Regions from separate parts of the Mus musculus genome. Here regions 2 and 3 are each linked to region 1. A link is a loop called in an ENCODE intact Hi-C map of the cell type or tissue named here. Cell type or tissue: left cerebral cortex. All regions are shown on one strand.

Region 1 (8,000 bases):
CCTCACCCTTCCTGGGTGCTGGAATATAGATGTATACCACCATGCCCAGTTTATATGGTGCTGGGAACTGAACCCAGGACTTCATGCTTGCTAGCCAAGCACTCTGCCAACAGAGCTACATCCCCATTCGATCCTCAGGGTTAATATAATGAATTATAAGAAGAGGAGGAACGGGGTGTGATCACTCAAGCCTGTAATCCCAGCATATGGAAATTGAGGCAGGAGGTTGGCAGGTCTGAAGTAAACTTGGGCTACACAGCAAAATCCTGTCTCAGGAAAGAAAAGAGGCCACAACTTGGCTAAGCCAAGAAGAGTCTTAGTAGAAACCAAATCAGCCAAGACCTTGATCTTGGATTTTCTGGACCCTGTGAGAAGCAAGTCTCTGCTGCTAGAGTAACCCTGTCTGTTGAGTTCATCATGGCTGCCAAGCTGACCAAGATCCAGAGCCTTCCTCTTTTTATAGGGGATTAAAAGGCCACATCTACTCGACTTTCCTTTTTTCTATTGTCCAAAAGACCGACATGGAAGACTACTACTAAGAATAACCTCTTCCGGTTAAGGTGGGAAATGGCCACCCCTGCCATGCAATGCTCTCCATCCCCAGCTGGTGGCGCTGCTCTGAGAGGTTGTAAAACCTTTGGAACTTTTGTGTGTGGCTGGGGTTAGGTAGGGGTGGTGATGAGGTTAGGGGTGGGCTTGAAGGTGATATCCCAGGAGCGCTAGCTCCTCCCCTCCCTCCCTCCCTCTCTCCTTCCTGATCTACCTAAGATGTGAACAAGACCCACGACCCAAGTTCCCATGGCCACCCAGGAAATCCTCTCAGCCAGGCTCATCTCTGCCGTGATGGATTGTTCTCGCTGACTCTATGAGCTAAAATAAGTCTCCCCTTCCCTAAGTTGCTTCTGGCAGGTGTTTTGTCACCGTGATGAGAAACTTCACTAATATACCTGTATTTCAAGGCAACTTGTTTTCTCAGTTCCTTTGGGTAAGATAATGATGCTTTCTGAAGGTCCCTACTCTCGTGGCATGGGGGAGGGCGGGTTGGGGGGGGAGAGTCTACCTATCCCTATCTACAGCACCCTGAGTTCTAGTGGACAGGGAACTCTAATCCAAGAAGGAGTCGCTGAAACCGTGGTGCTGGGAAGAATATACAGGGTCTTGAATTTTGTTCTGAAAATCCATAGGTTGCGGATCGCCTCGGCCTTGGCTCCTCTCTGCTCCCTCATTTCTCTTCTGAATGGTGTGATGTCTGGTTCTTTGGCTCACTGTTTCTGCCTTCTCAATGTCAGCTAAACAGCCGTGGGCGTGGGCTTCACAGCTGGGGGTGGAGCCTTGCAGCTTGAGCAGCAGCCCCCACAGACAGTGAAGGACTTGGGCGACTATGTGTGCTGGGAGTGGAAGCGTCCGTCTGTGCCTCCAGGGTGTCCCCACTGGTCCCTGATGCCACCCAGTGCTCATGGAACACACAGTCTGATCCTGTAATTGAACACTCTGTTCTAGCTCCTGTTATGCTAGAAACTGAAACAGAAAAAAAAATTTTTTTAACACAGTAACCACATCAAAAAGCTGACTCTGCCTGACCTATCCTGAGCTCTGTTTATATGGAAGGGAACAGAGGCTGGGCTCCGTGTCCAAGGCTGGGAGTAGAGAAGGGGGTAATCTTCTGTGATAGCAAACAGGCCCCCCATTACCTACTCCAGCCATTGTCTTCCTCCTGGACACAGTAGTGATGCGTCCCCTCTGTGATAAAGTTTCCCCGGCAAATAACACCCATTCGCTAACCATGGAGAGGTGGTCCTTGTGTGCCGTGGGCGTTTTCTTAGGAGAGGTACCATTTTACCCACTTACCTGCTGGGGGGGGGGGTGTTCTGGAGCAGCCAGGACTTCCTTCTCTTTTGAAGTGAATTCTGCTGCTGCTGTCTGCATCGGTCTAGGTTCAGAGGCAAACACAGGGAGAAAAGTCTTGCCTAAGGACTAATCCTAATGGTGGAGGGAGATGGGATCTAAATAAAGGAGGAGACCCAGCCTGTCCCCAGAGCATTGCAGGAGAGCTGTATCCTGTATCTGTAAGTCCAAGCGAAAGGGTGGGGGTGGCATTGGGAGCAGAGTGGGGTGCAGAGCCTGAAAAAGGCACACAGACCCTCCTGGTGGGGTACCCACAGTAGCTTCACCTTCTGCATATCTCTCTCTGTGTGTGTGTGTGTGTGTGTGTATGTATGTGTGTGTGTGTGTGTGTGTGTGTGTTTCTAATGTGAAGGTTCACGTGTGTTTACATTTGAGTGACGGCCACAGGGCAACCTCAGCTGTCTACCCGCAGGTGCTGTCCACCTTGCTTTTTAAGAAAAGCTCTCTCATTGACCAAGTTGGTTAGACTGGCAGGTCAGACACCACCAGGAATCCACCTGTCTTTGCCTCCCTAGCACAGGGATTTCACATGAGCACCACCAGTCTGGCTTTCTGTGAGGCGGGTTCTCAGGGAGCGTATAAGACTCAGGAGCTCCAATGATTTATCCACTGAGCTCGCTTCCTAGCCCTCCTGTGACCTTCTAACTATTCTAGGGGCACCAAAAACAGGGGAATGGTGTCTGCAAGTGGCTTTTCCAGAAACAAGTTCCTCTCAGAGGGATAAAAAGAAAACTACCTTTCTGTGGTTGCATAGGCTGATTCCCCGCCCTACCCGCCATGCTCTCTCTTTTCCAGATGGATGGAGGCAGGCTGGATGAGAGCTTCGGGGATAAGGACTCCCCTTAACCACATGAGCATGGAAGACAGCCCACAAAGACAGGAGAGCACCCTCCCTTTCTTCATCCTATCCCGGGGATAAAGCGTCTAGATTTGTAAGGACACACTTGCCTGTTCAGAAGGTCTGCTCTTAGGATGAGCACAAATGCTATTTGGAACCTGAGCAGCAGCTAGCTCAGACTCTTGCAGTTACAAGTCTGGGCACTGGACCCAAATGGAGAAATCCACCAAGGTTTCAGACGTTGGTACCCACACGAACTCCAGCCCAAGGGCACAGACAGTGTCTCTGCTCCGATTGCTGGCTAAGAAGCAATTGCTGCAAAACTGACTCTCAGGCCCCCTCTGTGAGCAAGCCCTGTAACAACACCCTAAAGAACAGCTGTTTCTGATGGGATGGGCAGGGCCTGAGCTCTCAAGCGTGTAGTTCAGAGTCTGGGGCTTGGGGGTAGAGAGGCAGAATCTGGGTTTCTCAGAGATGGGAGGGGCGTGGCCACCTAAGGGGGAGAGATCTAGGCTGCTTATCCCCAAAGCCACTCCTCAGTCAAAAACTCAGTCGGATAACAAGCCCTAGGCCCGGACTAGGTTCAGACTGCCAGGGAGAAAGACAAAAGCAGGGTTTGAAGTGGACGAATGTAAAGCTGAAGACAGGCAGGCTAGGTTTTTCGTCTATTTCCACTAAATGCTCAAAGCTGTTCTTCCAAGGCAGGTGAGGAGAGAACAGTAGAGCGATGAGAGGTGTTCAGTGCCTGCGTCCATAGCGATGAGAAGAGGCTTGGGGACTGGAGAAGATGAGGCAGAGCTCTCGAAGTCAGTGAGATGCCTGAAGGGCAATGACCAGAACTGGAAGACCACAGGGGTGTGTCTCCGAAGACCTGGGCCCTGGAGGCATGAAGAGAAAAGCTGGCAAAGGTGACGGGCCTCAACCCTTCCTTTTCCAGCCGAAATACCAACCTTGCAAGACTGATTTTTTTTCCCAGCAGGCTCAGTGCCAGGGACTACACCGTCTTTTAGGAAACCCACGGAACTGTTTTAATTTCTTTTAAAATCAGGGGAAAAATTAAATGAACTTTTAAATGAAAGAAAATGTTTTAATATGTAGTAATATATTTGTTTTTACGCCAACACAGCCGCAAAATATTACTTTTAATATTTTTAATAGAGAAAAGAGCCCACGGAGGTAGAGGCGTCTGTTGCCTGTAAGTACAACTGTTAAAGGGGTCTTCCAGCTCCTGGCCTTCCCACACTAGAAGGTACATTCTGCTCCCTTCCCTGGGCCACGAGGGAGGACCCCTCTGGCTCTCTCCTTTGTGTCTCTGCTGCTAATGTGCCTTTAAAGGGGGAGCTCAGAAGAAGAAGAAGAAACAAAGAACGCACGAGTTTGGCACCAACTTCACTTTCTCAGCCTTCTGCAAGTCCCAGGCTTCCCCTTTATCTTGCTCTCCGCCCTGAGCGTTTCCAGACTTTTAAAGAGTCTGACCTGGGAAGGAAAAACTGGAATCAACCGGTTGACACCCCCCCCCCCCCCAACACACACACACACCCTTCCCAAACTGTTCTGCCTGGTCGAATCCAGAGGGGTACTGGGGGCTTCATCCTATGGGAGACTGGGATAAGGCCTTCTAGGGAGGAGTGAGGGTGGGCTGAAGCTAGAAGACCGGGCCAGAGAGAGCGGCTCGCTTGCAGCCCGCGCTACTGCCCTCCGGTGGGTCCCGGAGACGCCAGGCGTCCGCGGCCGCGCACACGGATTGGGTTTCTGCGGGGCTCGCTCCCGGGCCTGGCTCGGGGCCGCCGCCGCCCCCTCCCTGCGCGCAGGCTGCGCTCCAGTCGCGGCCACGGGGTAGCGCTCGGCCCCCCTCTCCGCGTCTCCGCCTCCGCCGCGCTCGTCTCCGGCTCCCGCTGCCCCCGCAGCTCCAGCTCGGCGCAGGCAGACTCTCAGGCTCGGCAGCAGAGCAGCTCTGAGGACGCTGAGCCCGGGCAGCCCAGAGCTCCAGGCTCTGCGAGGCAGCTGCTGCCGAGGTGGGCGAGCAGCAGGCGCGGCCGAGGCGCGGGAGCAGCCGTGGAGACTCGGGTCCCCGCGCCGGGCGAAAACGCCGGGGGGCCGAGGCGGCGCCGAAACCCCGGATCCCAAAGCTGCCGGCAGGGCTTTCCCGGTGCGGCTCGCGCCGAGCTCCATCCCGGGTGCGGCGGAGAGCAGGACCCGCCGGTCTCCTCCTCAGGATCGCCCGCAAGAGGCGCGGTGCCCAGGCGCTGGCTGGAACCTGGGCCGCCCAGCCGGGTACCCGAACCGGGCATCCATCCCTGCCCGCAGCTGGCGCAGACATGGGCGCACGGGGCTGCGCGCCGGGCCGTGGGACCCGCAAAGTTTGCTAGCCGGAGGTGCTCAGAGCCTAGGGCGAGCCCCGCACCGAAGCCCCAGGGGAGGTACCCCCGAAATCACTGAATTGGGCACGAGGACCGTGGAGCTGAGAAGGGTGGCTCGGCCCCGCTTAGATGCCTTCTGCAAAGTTAGAAGAGAAGAAAACTTCGGCTCCGGGGAGATTCGGACCGTTATGCTAACCGCGCCCCCCGAGCCCTGCGCCCCTTCTAAAAGACACCCGGCGCCCGCGCCTGCTACTGTGCTCCGCTTACATCAAGTCCCAGGGGCCCGGCGCCTGGAACCGCGGTGACTACGTCGGCCCGGGAGAACCCAACCAGGGGGCGGGGAGGGGCGGGAGGCGGGCAACGTGGCCACCAGGAGGAAGTTTCCTGAAGTTGTCCTCTGATTCGGGAGCTCATCCAGCGACCAGGCCGGATCGCAGGGGTCGCCCTGCCTATGAGACGTAGTCTGAGTCGGGGTGCTAAGGGATACAGGCACCCCGAATTTGAGAGGAGGCTTGGCCTCTTTCTGCTCTCCCCCTCGCTTTACGGAATAGCCAGCGCAGAAAGAGGGGAAAGCATTTGGGGTCGCCGGTGCGGCCCCTACGGGCATAGCGTCCAGGACTTGACCACACAGTCTCCCGGGACTCCAAAGGATTATAAAGCAACTCGCAAAGAGGGGGCACTTTAGAGGACCCCTCGGTCAGCATGTTCAGCAGCATGTGGAGGCTGCCGCTCTGGACTCTACTGGCCCTGCATCGGATCCACTCGGCCGGGGCCCAAGGTACGGTATGGGTGACTTTCTCCACGTGGAACTGGAGAAGGGGTTTGGGTGGGCAGAAGAGAGGTAACCCCCCTAAGACACCGCGTTTGGCCCAAGCTGGACCATCTCTTGTACGTCTCAATGCTCCCCGCTTCTTCGACTTTTGGAGCTCTGTTTGGGGTGGGGCAGTGTCTGATACTTCTGACCTTTCTGGACCGGAAAGGTGAGGTTACGGGGAGGTGGACCTTTGTGGATACTCTCTGGTCGGGGTAGGAGGGGCGCGTCATTCTGTGTCTTGGCTCCATTGAACTCCCTAAGCTCCTGGTCCTGCTTGACGTCCGAAAGGAAGGGCAAACCATGGCAGGCAGGCACTGTGTGGTCCCAGGGCGAGAAGATGGGGCGGGCAGAAGCTGGGAAGAAGCCGTAGTGGTGGCTCAGGGTGCCCGCTTGATTTCCCCTCAAGAGCAGATACTCTGGTTAGCCATGTATGGGAGCCCGCGCCTGGCTGCCTGGCCGGCCGTGGCCGCGAGAGCTGGGGCGGTTTGGCGGCATGGTCCCGGAGCCCAGCGGCGAGGACAGCGGCAGACCCAACCCCCACCCCACCCCGACACACCCAACGGGCAGCCCCAGCCTCCAGCTTCCAGGACTAGCTGGATGCCTGGCCACTGCTGCTTTGATCTGTAGCGGCCCAGAGCAGACAGCCTGGTGAGGAAGGGCTAGTGGGTGTTCAGTGGGTGTGTTGAAAGGAGGTGCGATGGGGTTGTCCCTCCCCGCCTCCTGCAGCGGATGCCCGCGCGTCTCTGGGGTCCCCTGGAGGGTCATGGTAGGCTACGGCGGCGGCTGCACCCGAGCTTTCTTGCGTTTGGGGTTCGAGGATCCAGATGGTGGTGGCCGTGGTGGCCGAGCGGCGCCTGCTGGGGGCAAAGGGAGAAGTAGTCTAGAGTGAATCCCCAGACTCATCGGTTCAGCTTTAGATTTCCTTCGGCTTTCCAGGCTCACAGAGAAGCCAGACCTACCCAAGAGCCAGGGGCTTCAGGGCTTCGGTAGGGACTGGGATGGCGTCGCAATCCCCCTACAGAGCCTTTCTCCACTTCTGGGGTCCCAGAGCCTCGGAAAAGAAGGGTCCCTACTTTGTCCCAAGTCAGGAAATCCTCAGAGCCAAGATCAGAGATGAAAACGATCAGTTGTCGCTCACAGGGCTGAGGAGAGGACTTTTTACAAGGCAATTTAGGTAAAAGCACTTCGAAAATTTCTAATGAGCGCCATAAATGTAAGGCAATAAAAGTTATTATTTTTATAGTGATCATAAAATCTTCCAGTAGGCAGGGACCTCAGAGGTCATCGAATTCTAGTAGCCATTTAACTGATGGGGAAACTGAGGCCCTGTGCAATGAGCTGACTTGCCCAAGAGCACTCTGATATGTGGGGTAGGTGTCAGAGACAGAGACCTGGTGAGTTCTGAGTCTCTCTCTCTAACGGGTACCTCTGTAGCCTCTCCTGTAGGGTTCTCACCCTGTGGGGACCCAGGACAGTGGCCCTGACAGAGTTGGAATGGGCTGTCCTCCACTCTGGGTACCTGGCCAGCTTGTTCTGAGCTGGCCGTGGAGGGAGGGGTTTCTGAGGGGTAGCTCGTGTGGAACCCTTCAGCTCCACTTTAGTGCGGACTCCAACAGGACTGTGTAACTTGCCTTGGGGGGACAGGGAGCTCACCAATTGGTCTCCCATCTAAGACCACGCCCTTGTGGTGTCTCCAGAGCACCTTTCAGAGTGGTCACGTCCCAGCTACCTCCACAGCTGCCCACGTTCCTGAGGCCAAGGTGCCAGTGTCTTATTGAAGTTATGGCTCCCCGTTCCCATGCCTCTCCCAGGAAGAGCTCTATTCTCCTGATAGGATCAGAGAAGCACCTTTGTGGCCCCCCACACCCCGTACCCCCGCAGCCCCCACCCCCCCACACACTCTGGTAGCTGTTTTCCCTCGATGCTAGGCTGTCTGATTATGATCTCTGGCTCTTCGAATGTTTGCTTGCCAGCACTGCCCCCCTCCTTCCATTTGTCGCCCTGCAGAGAATTGTGGGAAGAAATTTTCTGCACTCCACCTGGGGGGCAATGCTGGGCTTGGGTGAGGTTAGGGCACAGGGTC
Region 2 (8,000 bases), 120 kb after region 1:
ATTAAGGAGGGCAAAAGCCTTCTTTCCTGGCTAATGAAGTACTTGGCATGCAGGCGGCAACAGGCCAAGTGGGACCAGGCATCTGCCAGGAGGCAAGGGAGGGGCATTGATTAGCATCTCATTTATGGGAGTGCATCAAGAGGGTGGGGGGACCTAGGGTGTTCAAGGCCCTGGCTCGGGTGGGATAGGAGCAGGCAGGTAGGTGTACCAGATGTGGAAGTGGAAGAGAGACAAACAGCTGGGAGTCTGGGTCCCAAGCAGAGAATACCTGCTGAGCATCCTAGGCTCTGTGTACCCCAAAACGCTCTGCTGGCAGAGCCCTGGCAGCCTCCTCTTGGGCTATGATATTCCTGGTCCTGGGTTCAGATAGAGCCTAGACTTGGTACTAGCCCTCCCCACTCCACATGTAAATATCTGAGCTTCCATTCACAACAGACCTGTAGAGCTACAGGCACTGTGGGAAGGCCCCATACAGACTTATGCAAACCTAGCCTGCCTCTATGACAGACCTGAGCTAACATAAAACTGTAGAGTCTGGGAGGAGGAGAGGCTTAAGGGACCCTGCGCCTTTGCTCTGTTTCTGACCTGGAACTCTCCCCCAGAACTCACCAGCCCTGCCTCAAGTGTACAGACTTCAAGCCCAGCAGCCCTCCGGAGGCCATTGGAGGTCAGTCCAGGAAAGACGTGACTGACGGAGAGATTCAGAAGAGAAAAGTGTGTCTCAGAGCCACAGCTTCCTATCCATTCCTAGGCACTACAGGCTGGCTAGCCTGAGCTCCTATTAGGAGGCCGGAAGGGAGAAGGAGCTGAGGGCATTCAGGTCTGAAAGGGAATTTGTCTCTGTTCAGTGGCTTTTGAAACTTGCTCTAAAGGGCAGAGGGGTGTCCTTGGCCAATTAGGAGCCTGGCAGAGGCCTTCACCCCTGTTTCCCCTCTGCCAGTATTCCCAGCGGGAATGGCTCCAGGGGAGCTGTGTGGTTCCCAGGCCAAGCTAGGAAGTAGACAGCCCTGAAAGATGAGGCAGAGGGAGCCTGGCCAATCAGGTGAAAGATGATATTATGTTGCAGAGCGGGGATAAAGGAAGGAGGCAGTTTAAATTGAGATTAGCTTCTGTATGGAGCTATTTAGCTTTCAGCCTAGCATCTAAGGGTGACAATGAGGGTATTTAGTGACAATGTCAAAAGGAAATGGCAGTCGGGGCCTCCTGACCTGTTAAGGGAAATGAGAAGGAAGTTAGCATTAAGACCTCTTGCCAGAATTCTGCAGGCAGGGGGTCATTCACAGAGCTCAAGAACAGGGATGCCTCCAGCTGTGTGACACCCTGGAATCACACACAGAGGGCCTTCTTCTGTCCCCAGTCCTTCCCCTGTCCTCAGTGTGGCTCACCCACAACCGCTCTCACTGCACCTATACACCCATGGATGCCTGTGGATGCGTGCATCTGGTCACAGGTAAACACCATGTGCCAGGATCTACAGCATAGAAATGATAGAGTGGGGGTCGGGTGGGGGGGGGGGGAGAGTGAAGGAATAGCACATGTGTGCACACACATGTACGTGCACAGGCACACGAGATACACACCCACTAATCAGTTTTCCCAAATGCTTCACTCCCTAGAAAAAGCCTATAGTTATACAGCAAGTACATTTTTATACACAAGGGGCTTGGAAGTTGGAGCCCAATTAGTTGGTTGCTTGTCTGCTAGGCACAAAGCCCTTGGTCCCTGGTACCAAATCAACCTGGCATGGCACGATGGCACTGTGGAGGTGGAGGCAGAGAGATCAGAAGTTCACCCAGGGCAACAGAATGAATTTGAGGCCAGCTTGAGCTACATGAAACCCTGACTGCAAGTAAATAAGATTCTGACAACTTCTATACAAGCGATAGCAGATTCTGTAAGCGACACTTGTTACTCAATAGGGGCTTTCAAAGGTTGGTCTGGGGTTACCTTTTATGGAGAAGCCTCGTGCTGGAGTTACGCTCATTCTTGTACCGAGGTGCCCTCTGCATCAACAACGCAGGCGTTTCAAACTCTGTGTCCCAGCTCTGAGACACGGCCCTCTCACATATGCGTAAGTGGCGGGGACAGAGGTGCTGCCTTTGGAAAGCTGGAGGGATGGGAGGGCTGTGACTCCAGAGATGGCATACCAGGCCCCAGCCCCACGAGGGGTGTGCCTCTCTGGGCACCTGTTCCCTGCACACCAGCCCACTGGACCCTCACTCTCACACTTTGGCCAGTGAGGAAAAGAGGTTACTGCTGTGACTCAGTTAATGTGGCTCATGAGCTCAAACATCCCCACACTTTTTCCATCTCCCCTCTGGACCATTCACACCCTCTCCCCGGTTCTCCTGCTCGTGCAATCTTACAGATTCTCAAAAACAAGTTTTTCGAGGCAGGGTCTCACTATGTAGCCTTGGATGGATTGAACTCAGTCCGTAGACCAGGCTGGCCTTGAACTTCTGGAGATCCATCTATCTGCCTCTGCTTCCCAAGTGCTGGGAAGAAAGGTGTTGTGATACTGTACCTGGCGGCTGGGAGCATTTTTTCCTCAGGACACTTAGATCTTTTCTGCGTTAAGTGTCGAGAATATCTTCCCCCGGTCTGTCGTGTGCTGCAGCTTTTGGTGTGTGGGTTTTCTCTTCCCTCTAAAGAATTTTTCATGGAGTTGAAGGCATCGTCTGTCTCCTGACCGTCTGGAGCTCTCGTGGTACTTAGAAAGTACTTGGCAGGAACTTAAATCCACCAGCATTGTGTATTTTTAAATTTTTGTGATTTCATCCATTCCCCCACCCCACCCCCTGCCTAGTTCTTTTAGAATTTCATTTTCATGTTTAAAACATCAATCTCTCCAGCATTTATTTTGAGGTAAAGTGTGAGGAAGGATATTCAATTTTATATTTTATTCCCACATGGCTCTCTGGCTGTTCCAAAGCCGTATGCTAAATAATTGCTCCTCCCCACCCCTCACCTCTGCCTTGATTTGGAATTCAGCACTCCTCATACGTTGAAAGTCCTTATTATGTATTTGGGTTTATTTCTAGAATCTGAGACCACCCTTTCATCAAACTTAGCATAAAGACCACACTGTTTGAGTGGGTGCAGTTCTGCTTACACTTTAATAGCTAGGGTAGTCTTTCTCCCATTGTCCAGACTTTTGTGTTTTGGCTTGGTTTTAGATTTTTAAAAAAATATGTTATTTTTTAAGTGGTGTGTGTGTGTGTGTGTGTGTGTGTGTGTGTGAACTCAGGTACCCCAAGGACCAGAAGCATCAGGTCCTGTGTTAGTTAGGGTTTTACTGCTGTGAACAGATACCATAACCAAGGCAACTCTTATAAGGACAACATTTAATTGGGGCCGAGTTACAGGTTCAGAGGTTCGGTCCCTTATCATCAAGGCAGGAACATGGCAGCATCCAGGCAGGCATGGTACAGGAGGGGCTGAGAGTTCTACATCTTCATCAGAAGGCTGATAGCAAAGTACTAACCTCCAGGCAGCTAGGAGTAGGATCTTAAAGCCCACACCCACAGTGACACACCTACTCCAACAAGGCCACACCTCCAAATAGTGCCATCCCCTGGGCCAAGCATATACAGATCATCACAGGTCCCCTGGAGCCGGAGTTAGAGACAGTTATGAACTGGCTAACATGAATGCCAAGAACCAGACTTGGGTCCTCTGCAAAGTCAGCACGTGCTCTTTCGTAACTGTTGAGCCCTGTCTCTAGGACCAGTTGTTAGTTTTTGTGGCTGTTTTTATATACACTTTAGAATCGGTCTGTCTCGTTTTGTAAAAAGGGAGCCGACGGATGGCCAAGTGAAATCAGTGAGTAAAAGTTCTTGTCTCGAGAGGCTGATGGGAGATGTTTGATCCCTGAGCCCACGGCGGAAGAAGAGAACTGACTTTCTCTCATCTCCACGGCGCGATGCTTGTGACACAGGAGCACCCGCCCACATACGCATATGATCATCTTCGTAATCGTCAATTTAAATATTTTAATAAAAACTGGAGAGGGTTCAAAGTGAGGAAAGATTTGGAAGAGTGACATGCTCATACTGTTGATTCTATTTACCCAGAACTCTCTGGGCACGGTTACCCTTCTCACTGACTCGAGGGGCTGTGGTGGACATACAGTCCCACAGGCTGAGTATCGCCTCATCTGAAAGCAAAACCAGAGAAGACCTACCAGCCTCAGCTAACAGAGTGTGTGCGTCTCTCTCCAACACGATGTGCCCATCCATATACAGAAGCAATGGTTGTCCCTTCCTAAGCGTGTGCTTATCTGTTTATTTAATTAGCATCCTGCACTCATTTATTTACTCTTCACGGTAAACATGCCCCCAGCTTACAGCTAAAGAAAGTGGTGTGTAGAAGATAAACAATCTCCACAGTCTATGGTCTCTACGTTCCTGGGAACTCACAGCACAGACCTGAGATAGTTGTCCATGTACAGATACACATGGAGGAGACAGATGTGCCCAGACATGTCAGATACACACAAAGACATACACATACTGGTTTACACACATGTACATACATCTGCACACACAAACACAACTAACCCCCCACAGCCATCAGTCCTCCGGTGGAACGCATCCCAGCTCCCAGCCAGCTCCTACTTTCTGGTGCACTTCCCAGTGTTTCCTTTGGGTGGGGTTTCCCTCCCAGGATCCCCATATCCAGAGGACAAGGAACACTAGAGCTAGAGCAAGGGTGGCCTCAGAGCAGTGGCCTGGGCCTCAGTCCCTCTGTGTCACCTCAGAAGGATAACATGAGAGGACGGATGGGGAGGACCAAGACCTGGCCTGGTACCCAGCAGGTGTGCAAGCACAGTATCTTTTCCCCTTCATCCCCCAAGGCCATTATCTCCAGCAGACACTGAAATCAAACCACCTGAGCGCAAGGCATTGGCCCAGGTTGTTCATTCCTGGGGTCTGGGCAGTGAGCTGGTAAATTCAGTCCTGGAGCAAGTGGCTCGTGAGGGAGCCCACAGATGCTAGATGTCTAGGTGCAGAGAGCATGCGTGCTCAAATGTGTGTACAAACACACTCTCCTCCTCCTCCTCCTCTTCCTCCTCCTCCCCCCTCCTCCTCCTCCCCCTCCTCCTCCTCCTCCTCCTCCTCCTCCTCCTCCTCTTAATGCTGGCTCTGAGTCAGCCCACATCCAAGGAAGGGATTTAATCACTCGGGGCCGGGAATGTTATTGTTTTAAAACAAACGAGCAATGACAGCCTCAAACAGGGTTTTCAAAAACTCGATTCAAAGGGCTCTTGAAAGCTTCAGGAGAATATGAATGTGGCTTTGAAGTGAGAGTGTGCTCAGTCGTTAAGCCGAGAGCAGCGCTGGCTGCCTCCCGAGGTGGCAGGTAACTCTCCCTGGCCAGCAGGTACCTGCTAGCCCCTCTTGACCCAGACAGCCATGGCCCAGAACCCCAGAGACACATTCAGTCACCTTCAGAAGGACTCTGCTTTGGTGATCCAAAAGAGGCACTCTTTCACCTGCTCCGTCTGGTTTTGATGTGAGGTCTCATGTAGCTCAGGCTGGCCTCACTCAGTAGCTATTTTGTAGTTAAGGGGGACCTTGAACTGCTGATCCTCCTGCCTCTACCCCTTGAGTGCGGGGAGGACGGGTGCCTATCTTCGTGCCTGGTTTGTACAGTGCTGGAGATCAAACCCAGAGCCTCTTGCATCCCAGGCAGGCATGGTCCCAGTTGACCTGCATTCCCAGCCCCATCAACTGCTCCATAGGCAGGGCATTCACAGGAGGGCTGTAAAGAGGGCTAAGGGGGTGAGCACAAAAAGACCCTTGGCAGTGCTTGCTCTTCAAACTACCCTCAGTCTTGTTCTCTGGGGCAGAAACTCAAGGAAGACCCCCAAAATCAACTGCAATTTACACATTCATAACACTGGGTATATAAGCTATAAGGTTTAGGGGTGCTACATGACTAGTCCCCCAAGAGCCTATTATAACATTTACCGAGGTATCAATCAGTCCTTGAGCCCAGGTGAGACCTGAAAGCAAAAGGTGAACCTGGCGGTGACTGGTTATGTCTGAGGCTGCGAGAACCTGAAAGGGGATCTAGAATCAGATCTAGTGTGCAAAGGGGCTCAGAGCATCCTTTCCCAGCCCCTGACGGTATGCCCTTGATCTTCCTTTCCTTTGATCTCTTCCTTGGTCCCAAAGCAGGCTCCCAGGTGCTTTTCTAGTTCTAGGCTCTGGGTGGTGGGGTTGGAGCATGACCCAGGCCATCTCTGAGGATGTCCGCGCCCATCCCTGCCACAGACACTCTCATAGAAATGGATGATCCCGTGCAGAGCGCCTGTCCTCGGAAGAAGGCTTGGGCCAGCACTGTGACAGTCATTATTTCATTCCGCCTGTGCCTGCTGTTTCTCTTCTGTGTCCACGGATGGAGAAACTGAGACTCTAAAGAGCCAGCACTTGTCCTCACCACACAGCTGGCCAATCGTGGGGTGAATACAAGATGGTGGTCTGTAGATGCTACTAGAGCCTCTGCCACTGGCCTGGAGGTCAGGACACCCACGCTACCCTCCTGGCAACTGCCTATGTGACTCTAAGCCCTTGAGACCTACAGGGAGCTTATAGATGTAGCTGGGAAGATGGGATCTGACCCTGTGTCTGTGCCTCAGTGGTGTGTAGGAAGGTCCTGAGTAAGCCTTTGGGGTCTCTCTAGAGTAACTGTAGAAGGTCGCTCTCTGTAGCATGCTTCCTCCAGCTGTTGACACCTGGCCCAGAGCACAAACTCGGAGAGTCTGGTTCTCGTCTTCTGCTCACCCACTCCTCTAAGCCCTGGTCCGGGTATCTCTCTAGGGAAGTAGCCCTGCTTCCCTGAAAGAGGTAGCCGCTTCTACAGCTTGGCTACTTCCTCTCTGCTGTGTGATTTCCAACAAGTTCTGAAGATCAGACCTCACTGTGCCCTTTCTAAAACATATGCCCCATTCCCTGGAGTCATTAGGCCACTATGAGGATCAAATGAGCATATGTGGAAACTTCTAAAATAGTAGAACCTGTGAGGACTAGCAATCTACTGATCTTTCCAGATGTCAACATCTGCCCTCAGCCTTGCCCTACCCCAAAGGCTGGTTATGCAAAGGCAGGCAGGGAGCTCTTCTCCCCCCTCCTCCACCTCCCCATCCTTCCTCCAATACCCTGGCCCAATCCCATGCCTCACTTCTGTCTTCTTCCTCAGTGGCCAGAGGGCAAAGGCCCCTCTCCATCCCGAGCCATTGCCCAAGCCCGTTACTCCTTTTGAAGGAACTTTGAGCTTTCATGTTTTGTGTGGCTACCGCCAGGCCAGACAGATACAATGACTCTGCAGGGGAGTGCAGCAGCTACTCCGGCTCACAGCCTGGGCAGGCAGAATGGGGAGGTTGAGGGAGCTGGCTGGCTGGGGGCAGCAGCCTGGTGATGGAGGGGATCACTACATAGACTGCCTTCGATGTATTTTCTAGCTGGGGGTGGGGGAGCCCTCTGTCCGTTGAAGCTTTATGTCACCCCAACTCCCTGTTTTTCTTTTTCCTTTTTCCCTTTTGTGCATATGCGTGTGTTGTGTGTGCACACATATGTATGTATACAGGTACACTCACCCGTGGATAAACATGGCGGCTAAAGCAAGCCATTGAGAAGCCAGCTGTCACTCCATGCCTTATCCTCTTCAAAGGTAGCCTCTCATTAACCCAGAGCTAGGCTGGTATCCATCAAGCCTGGGGTCTCCTCCTGTCTCTGCCCCCCAACAGTGCTGGGGTGCATGGCAAAGCGTGGATTTTTATGTAGGTGCTGGAGATTCGAACTCGGGTCCTCATACCCACATAACAGCCATCTCCCCAATACCACAGACTCTGTGTTTTCCTGGTGAAGTTTACATTCCCTTTGGCTAAGGCCCAGTGGGTCCTCTTCCTTCTTCCCTGGAGGTTTTAAAATCCAGAAGCTAAGAATGAGAACCAGACAAGACTCCCCAACAGAAAGAAATGGAGGTGATGCGGAGGG
Region 3 (8,000 bases), 220 kb before region 1:
ATAAACACGCAGTGTCTGTGGCAAGCATAACACTGTACAAGCACAACAGGGAACTTCCAGGATACATTGAAACCTATAAGTCTGGCCAGAGGGTTTGAGTTCTCAACTGGCATCAGCCATGTTGGGTGTGGTACAGACAGGAAAAGGAAGAGGTGGGTCGCAAGAAGCAACAGAGGCCAAATTGCTCAGTTGCTTCTCCACTGTAATTACACAAAGGGTTATAGGAGCCACCGCTTCCTCCAGCCTCTGCTTCCTCAGGACCGTACACAGGGATGCAAGGATGTGCTCCCAGCTTCCTGACCACACAGGGGCAACCACCATGTATCATGCAGCAATCACATTACCCACTGGAGGATGTTCTGGGGTTTGCAGTGATGTCCTCTCTATCGGGCCGCCCAGGAGCCACTTTATATTCGTCTTTGATAAATGGTTGCACTTTTATAGTCTAATTGGTAATAGAAACAACACTCAGAGTCTTGGAGAAGCCTTAGGTCCCAGCTCAAATGGGAGATGAAAGTGTTTCTGATGAGAGGGGAGGGCGGTCATGCCAAACAGAAACAAAAAGCTGATAAGAATAAAAGGCAAGGACCAGGGGGTGGGGGAGGGGGAGCTCTCAGCAAGCGGAGGGTATCAGGGAGTAGAGGCTGGCCTGTGTGTGCCTCCAGATCAGCCATCTGCAGCTGTACTTGTGGCCTGGAGGAGGGGAGCGGCCTTCCCTGGGGAAGCAGAATGAGGAGATTTCCAAGTGAGAAGTCAGTATCCTTGTGTGCACGTGAAATGTGTGTATACGTGTGTGCAGGTGCAATCAACCTTTGTGTGTTAATGGAGGCCGCAGGGTGACATTGGATATCTTTCTTTATTGATCTCCCCTGTAATTTTTGAGACAGTATCCCTCACCAAACCAGGAACCTTCTAATTTGGCTAGGCTGGTGAATCCCAGAATCTACCCCTGTCTATTCTACACCTCCACTCTGGGATTACAGACATGAGCCGCTGCACCTGGCTTTTATGTAGGATTCTGAGGATTTGAACTCAGGCCCTTGAGCTTGCACCAGCTCTCTACCCACTGAGCCATGCGCCCCAGCTTGCAGGTCAGCATTCTTGAGTAACCAAAGAGAGAATGCTGGGATACAGTTACTAGGCACAGGGGATGGCCAGCTTTGGGGGTCCTGCTCACACCCCCAGCCTCACTGCCCTCCAGCAGGGAATCCCATAACCATCTCATCCCCACATCTGTGAGTCCTGAGATCTCCCATAGGAAAGCTCATATCCAGTTCTACATTCAGGGCAGTGCTGGGATCTCTGTGTCTAACAAGTCCTAGGTCACACTGATGCCGTGGGTGTGTGGATCACTTTCAAGGAGTTACCAAGGAGACAGAGCAAGGAGCCTAATCCTGAGAGACTGGTCTTTGCAGTGACCTATGGGGTCAAGTCCTCCAATCTTGTTTTGTTTTTGTTTTTGTTTTTGTTTTACCTGCTGTGTGACCTCCAGCACAGTTGTTCTGTTAACCTTGCTGAGACTCAGTTTCTCACTTATCAAATGTCGATAAAAACATAGTCAGGAGATGGCAGAGAAGACCTTAGTTAAACACATTGAGCTCAGTGCCTTGGATGCACTGACCCCACAGGGATGAGAAGACATGGATTCTATCAAGTAACTCACCATGCGGAGACCTTAACCCGACTAAGGGAGCAGATCTGGGATGGCGGGGGGGGGGGGGGGTGGGGTGGGTGCGGTTCTCCAAGAAACTGCCTTAGGAGGCCACCTTGTTCTGGAAGATGATCTCCCAAGGCAGAGAGCATGCCCTCTGTGTAGCTGGACTCTCAGGTCCAGGAGGGACAGAGCCCAATTGCAAATCAGAGGGACATGGAACAGATATGGTCTCTCTATACACATCTGTTGTAGAACAAAGCCAGGTTCAAAGTTAAGGCACCAGAAAGGGCTGGGCATAGAAGGAGAGGGATAGGGGGGTGGGGGGAGATGAAAAGACTCCCCACCTACCCCCAACCTCTACTTATATACAGATTCCCCAGAACTAATAAAAGGCCCAAGCCCATTTAATGGCACTTGACTTGGAGTGTGTGTATGTATACATGGACATATATGCACTTCACGTGTCCCTGAGCAGATTCCATGAGCTAGCCTGGGAAATGGACACGGGTGGGGAAAGGAGCCAGACACGCCCACCTGGAGACAGGTCAGTGGGTTTAACCAGAGCTGTGGCCAGTGATGGCTCTCCGAGGAGCAGGATTTCTCAGCTGGGCTCTGCTGACATTTTGGGAAGACTATTTGTGCTGTGGAGGCTGTCCTGTGTTGTGGAGACGTTTCGAGCCTCCCCAGCCTGTACCCACGGGGTGCCAAGAGAACCCTCCCACCCTCGTCGTGACAATCAGAACATGTCTTCAGACATTGCCAAATGTTCTTTGGGGACAAAGCCACCCTCGGTGACAACCATTCCATAGATCCTGTCTTGGGACCATAATGCAAGACACTGGGTTGGGGCAAGCCTGTGAATGGAGTACCCAGGCCACCAGCCCAGCGTCCTCTCTGCCAGCTGCAGGAGGCTCTGGCTGGTAGCTCTTCCAATGCCTTTTCCAGTGCTTAGTGTTCAGTCTGTTAGATCCTGGCTTCCGGTCCTCTCCAGGCTCCTGCCTAGAGAGGGGAATTAGGTTCCAAATGCAGCAACCCATCCCTCCCCAATCCACTCTCCTCACTCCCAAGCTTCATATCTCTATAAAGGGGGCCCTACTGGAGTTCGGGGGGGGGGAACCATCTTTGGAAAGGGCAGGGCTGGAGTTGGCACCGGGAGTCCTGATGGAGAAGCCAGGGGGTGCGGAGGCTGAGTGGGGGAAGAGAATGTTATCACAGAAACCTGATTTTTCTACACACTCTATCAGCTCCCCATCTGCTCCTTGATTAAACGTATTGCCGCGCTCCCTCCCCACGTGCCCGCTGCCAGGACGTCTCTGGAGCCCTGATTACATCTGTGGAGAGAGCCTCAAACCTCACAGATGAGCGAGCCTATCGATCAGCCTGGCAGCTGACGTGTGTTTCAAAATGTAGAGGCGGATGGGCAGTTTAACTGCCAGGCCGAAGGGTAGAGAGGGCTCTTACCCTTAAAGGAAAGGCCTCCATCTTCCCCGTCACCATCACCGCAGCAACAAGCCCAGGATGGTGCTCAGTCTAATAACCCCATGCAACTCTGAGACTCTGAGACCTTAGGTGACACCCCTCCCTCCCCTCACTCAGTTTCCCTCTCCTTAGCAGGAGGACATGACAGCTGAGTTGGTGGATACAGAGTGAGTGACCTTCAGAGTCAACAGACTATAGCCCTGTCACTGACTCACAACCTGCCAGTCCTGTGTCCTGTGAGCCAGCAGCCTGGGTGTCTCCCTGGAGCTTGTTACACATGCAGGCTCTCAGGCCCAGCCGGGGCCAGGCCTAGGCTGGATGCATCGGGAACTACCCTTTAACAAGCTCCCCCGGTACCTCACGGACACGTTACAGCCAGCGCGCCGAGCACGCCGACAGCTCCGTTCATTTAGCTACTTCAGAGGTGAACATGTAAAAGAAATCTCTCAAAGGGAATAACTCACCACCTTCCCTGGCCTCAGAAAACTTTTCACAGAGATTTTTTTTTCTTCCTGCCCAGGAACTTTAACCCTGAGAAGCAGGCAGCTTTGAAATCCTGGTGGTTTGAGCCTCGAGATGAAAATCCTCATTCCATCAGTCCCTCAACGAGCCTAGGGATGAAAAAGAAAAGCTCGTCCTGCCCCAAGAAAAGGCCTCTCTTGGGGGATAGGCAGACCCCTCTTCCGTTCCTTGAAAAGATGCCCGTCCACGGTAAGGGTTTCAAGCAGCTAGATTTCTCCTTGCTGGAGTTTGGCCAGAGTCTCGCAAGCTCCATCCTTCTCTTGGGACTCTCTGTATGAGTGGCCAGTGGTGGCTCTAACACATTTCCAGAAGTTCGGTGGCTTGAAACAACGGGGCTCGTCATTCTTTCACTGGTCTGAAAGCCAGAAGACTGAACTTGAGGTGTGACCAGGGTCCCCCTCCCTTTGGAGGCTCCAGAGGGGACTCATCCTTGCCTATACCTGTTTACAGCGGCTGCACCTCTCCTCTCTGCCCAGGGCCACAGAGCCTCTGCTCCTCTGACATGTTAGAGATCCAGCCTCCCTCCTCTTTCTTTTTATGCTCCTTAGGCGGCATCCCAGTGATCTCGATTAAGCTCACCTCACAGTTCTTGGTTACATCAAAAAAAAAAAAAATATATATATATCTTTTCCCATAGAGTCCAGGTGTGAGCCACATAATCACGAGTCACAGAAACTTGTGCCTACCTTTAGGGGGTTACCTACCACAGTCTCCAGTGGAATCCTAGGTATTACAGCTTGGATGGGCAGTGTCCCCATCACCACCAGTTGGTGGCGCCATTGAGAGGTAAGTGAATTATGGAGGGTATTTAACCTCAAGGATGGATTAATCCATGGATGGGCTCACAGAAGAACTGTTGGGGCGGGGGGGGGGGGGGGGCAGGGGATGTAGGCCCCTGGAGGTGTGAATGTGAAGGTGTATTTTAGTTGGGCTTCGCTCCTATCTGCCTTAGTTGACAAGGAAGCCACCAAGAGTGTTTGAACCAGATGCATAGGAGGGGAAGTGACCTCCCTTCTGAGAGAGCCCTGTGCAAGGGGTGATGGCCTGCAATGAATGTTTCAGGAGAGAAGCAGCCTTGATAGTATACCTGAAGTGTGGGGGTGGGGGTGGGAGGTGTGGGAGGAGGGAGGAGGTGTGGGGTGTTTCGGCCAGAGGGAAGAGTGTGAGAAACTCCGAGCCTCTGTGTACGTTATCCTGGAGTTATGGAGTGTGAGAGATGAACCAGAGACCCCAGCAGCTCCACAGAGCAAAACTCCTCCCTCCTCTCATCAGAGAGTGAAAGTCTGTAGCCTGTGGGTCATGGAGGCAACACAACACTGCCTTCTTTGAGAGAGCAGCCTGTTTGGCTTTGTGCTGGGGGCAGATCGCCCCGGTGCCTGGGCAGGGTAGGTTGGATGAGGTTGGACTGGAGCCTGGACCATCACATAGGCATCTGGTGAGACAATCCAGGCAGCAGATGATCAGGGCCAGCCCACACTGGTACTCGTCTGGCCTGATGGATGACACTTGAGCCAACAAGTGAGTTAGCCATCAGTTAAGCCAATCTCAGCCCCCAGCCCCCCCCCGCCCCCCCCCGGCAGAGACAGACTCTAAGGGCAGTGGCCATGGTCCCCTGGTATCCTTGGGCAATGCCTACTCCAGTCCTTTAAACTGAGAAGGTATCCCTATTCTTCCTAGCACCTCAGCTTCCCCATTGCCTTCGTAGGGAGGGTGAGGGCGCTGTCCCCAAGATCACCCAGTGGAGATTTTTGCTTAAGCAGCTCCCAAATGTTAAACTGACTAATTTCTGTGGAGATTTTTCTTTAAGCCAGCCTGACACCGGCTTTAAATCAATTTGAAATCCTTTGTCTACAGATCCACGTGGAGAGGGTCCTTGGAGAATGGGTACCAATTACCCTCATCTGTCAGCGAGGACAAGGTGGCTGAGATGGGCTGCAGCCAGGACTGGGAGGAGCAGGTTCATACGTGTGGAAGGTGTTCAGAGCTCAAGGCTACGTACTACAAAAGGCACAAAGCTAGGGGCACGCGATGGTCATTAGGCTACACTAACGGGTGGGGAAGGTCTGGCCCCCAGTTGGTGGTGCTATTGAGAGGAACCTCTAAACAGGAAGACTCCGGTGGGAAAGCTGATTGGCTGGGCTGTTCAGCCACGCCCAGTGTTCAGAAGACTAGGGCAGGAAGGTCAAGTGTTAAAGGTCATCTTTGATACATAGTGTGCTTGAGTTCGGTTTGGGCTCATGAAACACCATCTTAATTAAAGAGGGGATGGGAACTGAGGAAGATGGAAGGAAAGGGAAGGCTAAGGGGTTGGCTCAGGCCCGGGGATACTGAGGTTCACACCAAGTTCAAAGACTTTGCTTGGCCTTTATTCTCAGGTTACTCCATCCCTTAAATAGCTGAAGTTGGGAAGAAGGGAAGACCAGGGCGAGGTCTGGAAGGGGTGTCTGTGACGGTGGGTGCAGGGAAGGTCAAGGGGACTCATTAGCGGCCTTCACAGCCTGCTTTGGAGCTCAAGATCAACGAGAGTATTTATGAATGAAATCAATCCTGCCCCCGACGCAGGGAGACAAGCCAAATTTCCCGGCTCCATCTTCCTGTCCAAATGGCCCTCTTCCCCTTCAGCATATTGCTTTGTAATAGAGCCCATCCTTGCCATCCTTCCTCCCCAGGGGAGGTTTCCAATTTATCTGCCCTAAGTGGAGAACGTGGGTGAGTTGCTAATAGGGCACCAGCCCAGCCCGCCCGCAGAGAAACTGGGCAGGGGTTAGAGGGAGGAGCTTCAAGGACAGAGAGCAGACTTTGCCCCGTGGGCAGGGTTGTGAGTGACAGCCTTGAACCCACTGCCAGTCCAACAAACGGACACCTTCTCATCCGGCAGCCTGATGCTGCCATGTGACCCAGCCTATCCAGTCCCAACAGCCAATCCTAATAGCCAGAGTCTAGTCAGGTGACCAGGATTGGCCAATCGTTACATTCTGGTTTTGACTTTGGCGTGTGTACACTGAGAAGCTGTGGGGGTAGGTTAGTCTTCTGTTTCAGTGGCCCGTGGAGGCAATGGTCCAGCAATTGTGGTGTTAGAAGTGCCATGTCTCAGACAGATTCTGATGCCCAGCTTCTAGAAACCACTTGCTCTCAACTTCCCACCTGTTTCCCATCCTCACATTAATAGTTTGTGTTCCAATATCCTTCCAGAACATTCCCTCAATGTGAGCCTCTGTTATTGGCAACCAGAACCCTGATAGAGTTAAGAAATTAGTCAGAATCAGGAAGACATAGAAGACACATACTTGTGCCGAGGGTAAGGTGAAGCATCCTCCTCCTGCGTGAGAACGGGACTGTGAGATGAGAACCCCAGGGCTTTTCCACAGCGGTGATGCCTTCCGGGACAGTGAATGGCGGCTAGCTGACTCCTTCGCACCGAGTCAGCTGGAAGCATTTCTGCCCAGATCTTTCTGAGGTCCCAACGCTGCCAGGATCTAGGAGGGAGAAGCTGAGGGCCCAGCCCGTGCCTGCACTATTTCAGAAGGACACAAAGATGAAGACTCCCTCCTCACTCTAGAGCTGAGGCAGAAGTGGCTCTTAGAGATTGATGGAGCTGCCCCTGGAGCAGTGGCAGGGTGGGGCGGACTCCATGTCTGGCTACCACTGCCAGCACGATTCACCAAATGAATCTTTGTAATTCTCTCTAGAGGTTGAGGTTCTTGCTTTCAGGCTTTGGGGATGGGGAGGGGAGATGTGAAATGGGCATATGAGCCACTCAGGGAAATCTAGGGAGTGCATGGCAAAATGTATACCCAAGCCTCTGTCTCCAGAACACTGAGATCTGCAGAAAAACTTCAGTCAAGGGGATGGGTGAGTGGAAGGTAACTTCAGAGCCTTGAGTGGAATCGAAGGGACTGAACTGCACGTCTAGGCCCATAGGACAGCCTCTCTGCAGCCAGGAATCCAGTTTTCTGTTGGGTTTTCCACTAGTGTAGCTAGTGGTTCATTGCATCTTAATTTGGCAGTGGTGGCAGCTGCATGCATATATATGTGTATGTGTGTATATATATATATATATATAGAGAGAGAGAGAGAGAGAGAGAGAGAGAGAGAGTCTCTGAAGTACTACTTGGTACATAGCTGCTATGGGTGGCTCTGAGCTAATGAACAGGGAAGACCCTGGAAACTGTGAACTCTAGACAACTGATACCCAGAGGATGTGACCCTGAGGCTCAGCCCCAAGCCCTCCTCTTGGCCTGCATCAGGAGCATAGTGAATCCAGATGGTCTTCAGGCCTGGGTCTGGGACCTTTGTTCTGAGTGTTAGGGTAGAAAGAGGAGTCTGTGAGCATCTAGGAGCCAGA

What was found. Peaks named below come from ENCODE experiments on the same cell type or tissue, not always from the same donor. Only the 100,000 strongest peaks of a DNase experiment are listed, where the experiment ranks them.
Region 2: a loop joins it to region 1, with 4 times the contacts of the local background. A loop is called at or near these places in 4 of 42 quality-filtered maps.
Region 3: it touches region 1 in a loop (5-fold over the local background); 14 of 42 quality-filtered maps call a loop at or near these places.

Annotation. Positions count from the first base shown.
Region 1 is chr11:114,063,684-114,071,683 of GRCm38, reverse strand. It overlaps Sdk2 (sidekick cell adhesion molecule 2), which reads left to right and starts at 4,655. Exons shown (of 45, transcript NM_172800.3): 1 at 4,655-5,881. The coding sequence starts at 5,806. In left cerebral cortex, CTCF peaks have their summits at 598 (motif pointing right), 3,099, 4,531, 6,758 and 1 weaker place; DNase peaks (open chromatin) are centred at 4,643, 5,299, 5,743, 6,672 and 3 more places; H3K4me3 peaks cover 3,506 bases; H3K27ac peaks cover 966 bases.
Region 2 is chr11:113,943,524-113,951,523 of GRCm38, reverse strand. All of the region lies in intron 1 of Sdk2 (sidekick cell adhesion molecule 2), which reads left to right. Among named protein-coding and RNA genes, the nearest start is that of Gm51929, 94 kb to the left of the region's middle. In left cerebral cortex, no CTCF peak of the experiment used is centred here; DNase peaks (open chromatin) are centred at 940, 2,683, 3,695 and 3,764; H3K27ac peaks cover 435 bases.
Region 3 is chr11:114,279,824-114,287,823 of GRCm38, reverse strand. No RefSeq gene overlaps it. Among named protein-coding and RNA genes, the nearest start is that of Gm31318, 20 kb to the left of the region's middle. In left cerebral cortex, a CTCF peak has its summit at 4,414 (motif pointing right); DNase peaks (open chromatin) are centred at 2,387, 2,888 and 4,412; H3K27ac peaks cover 1,024 bases.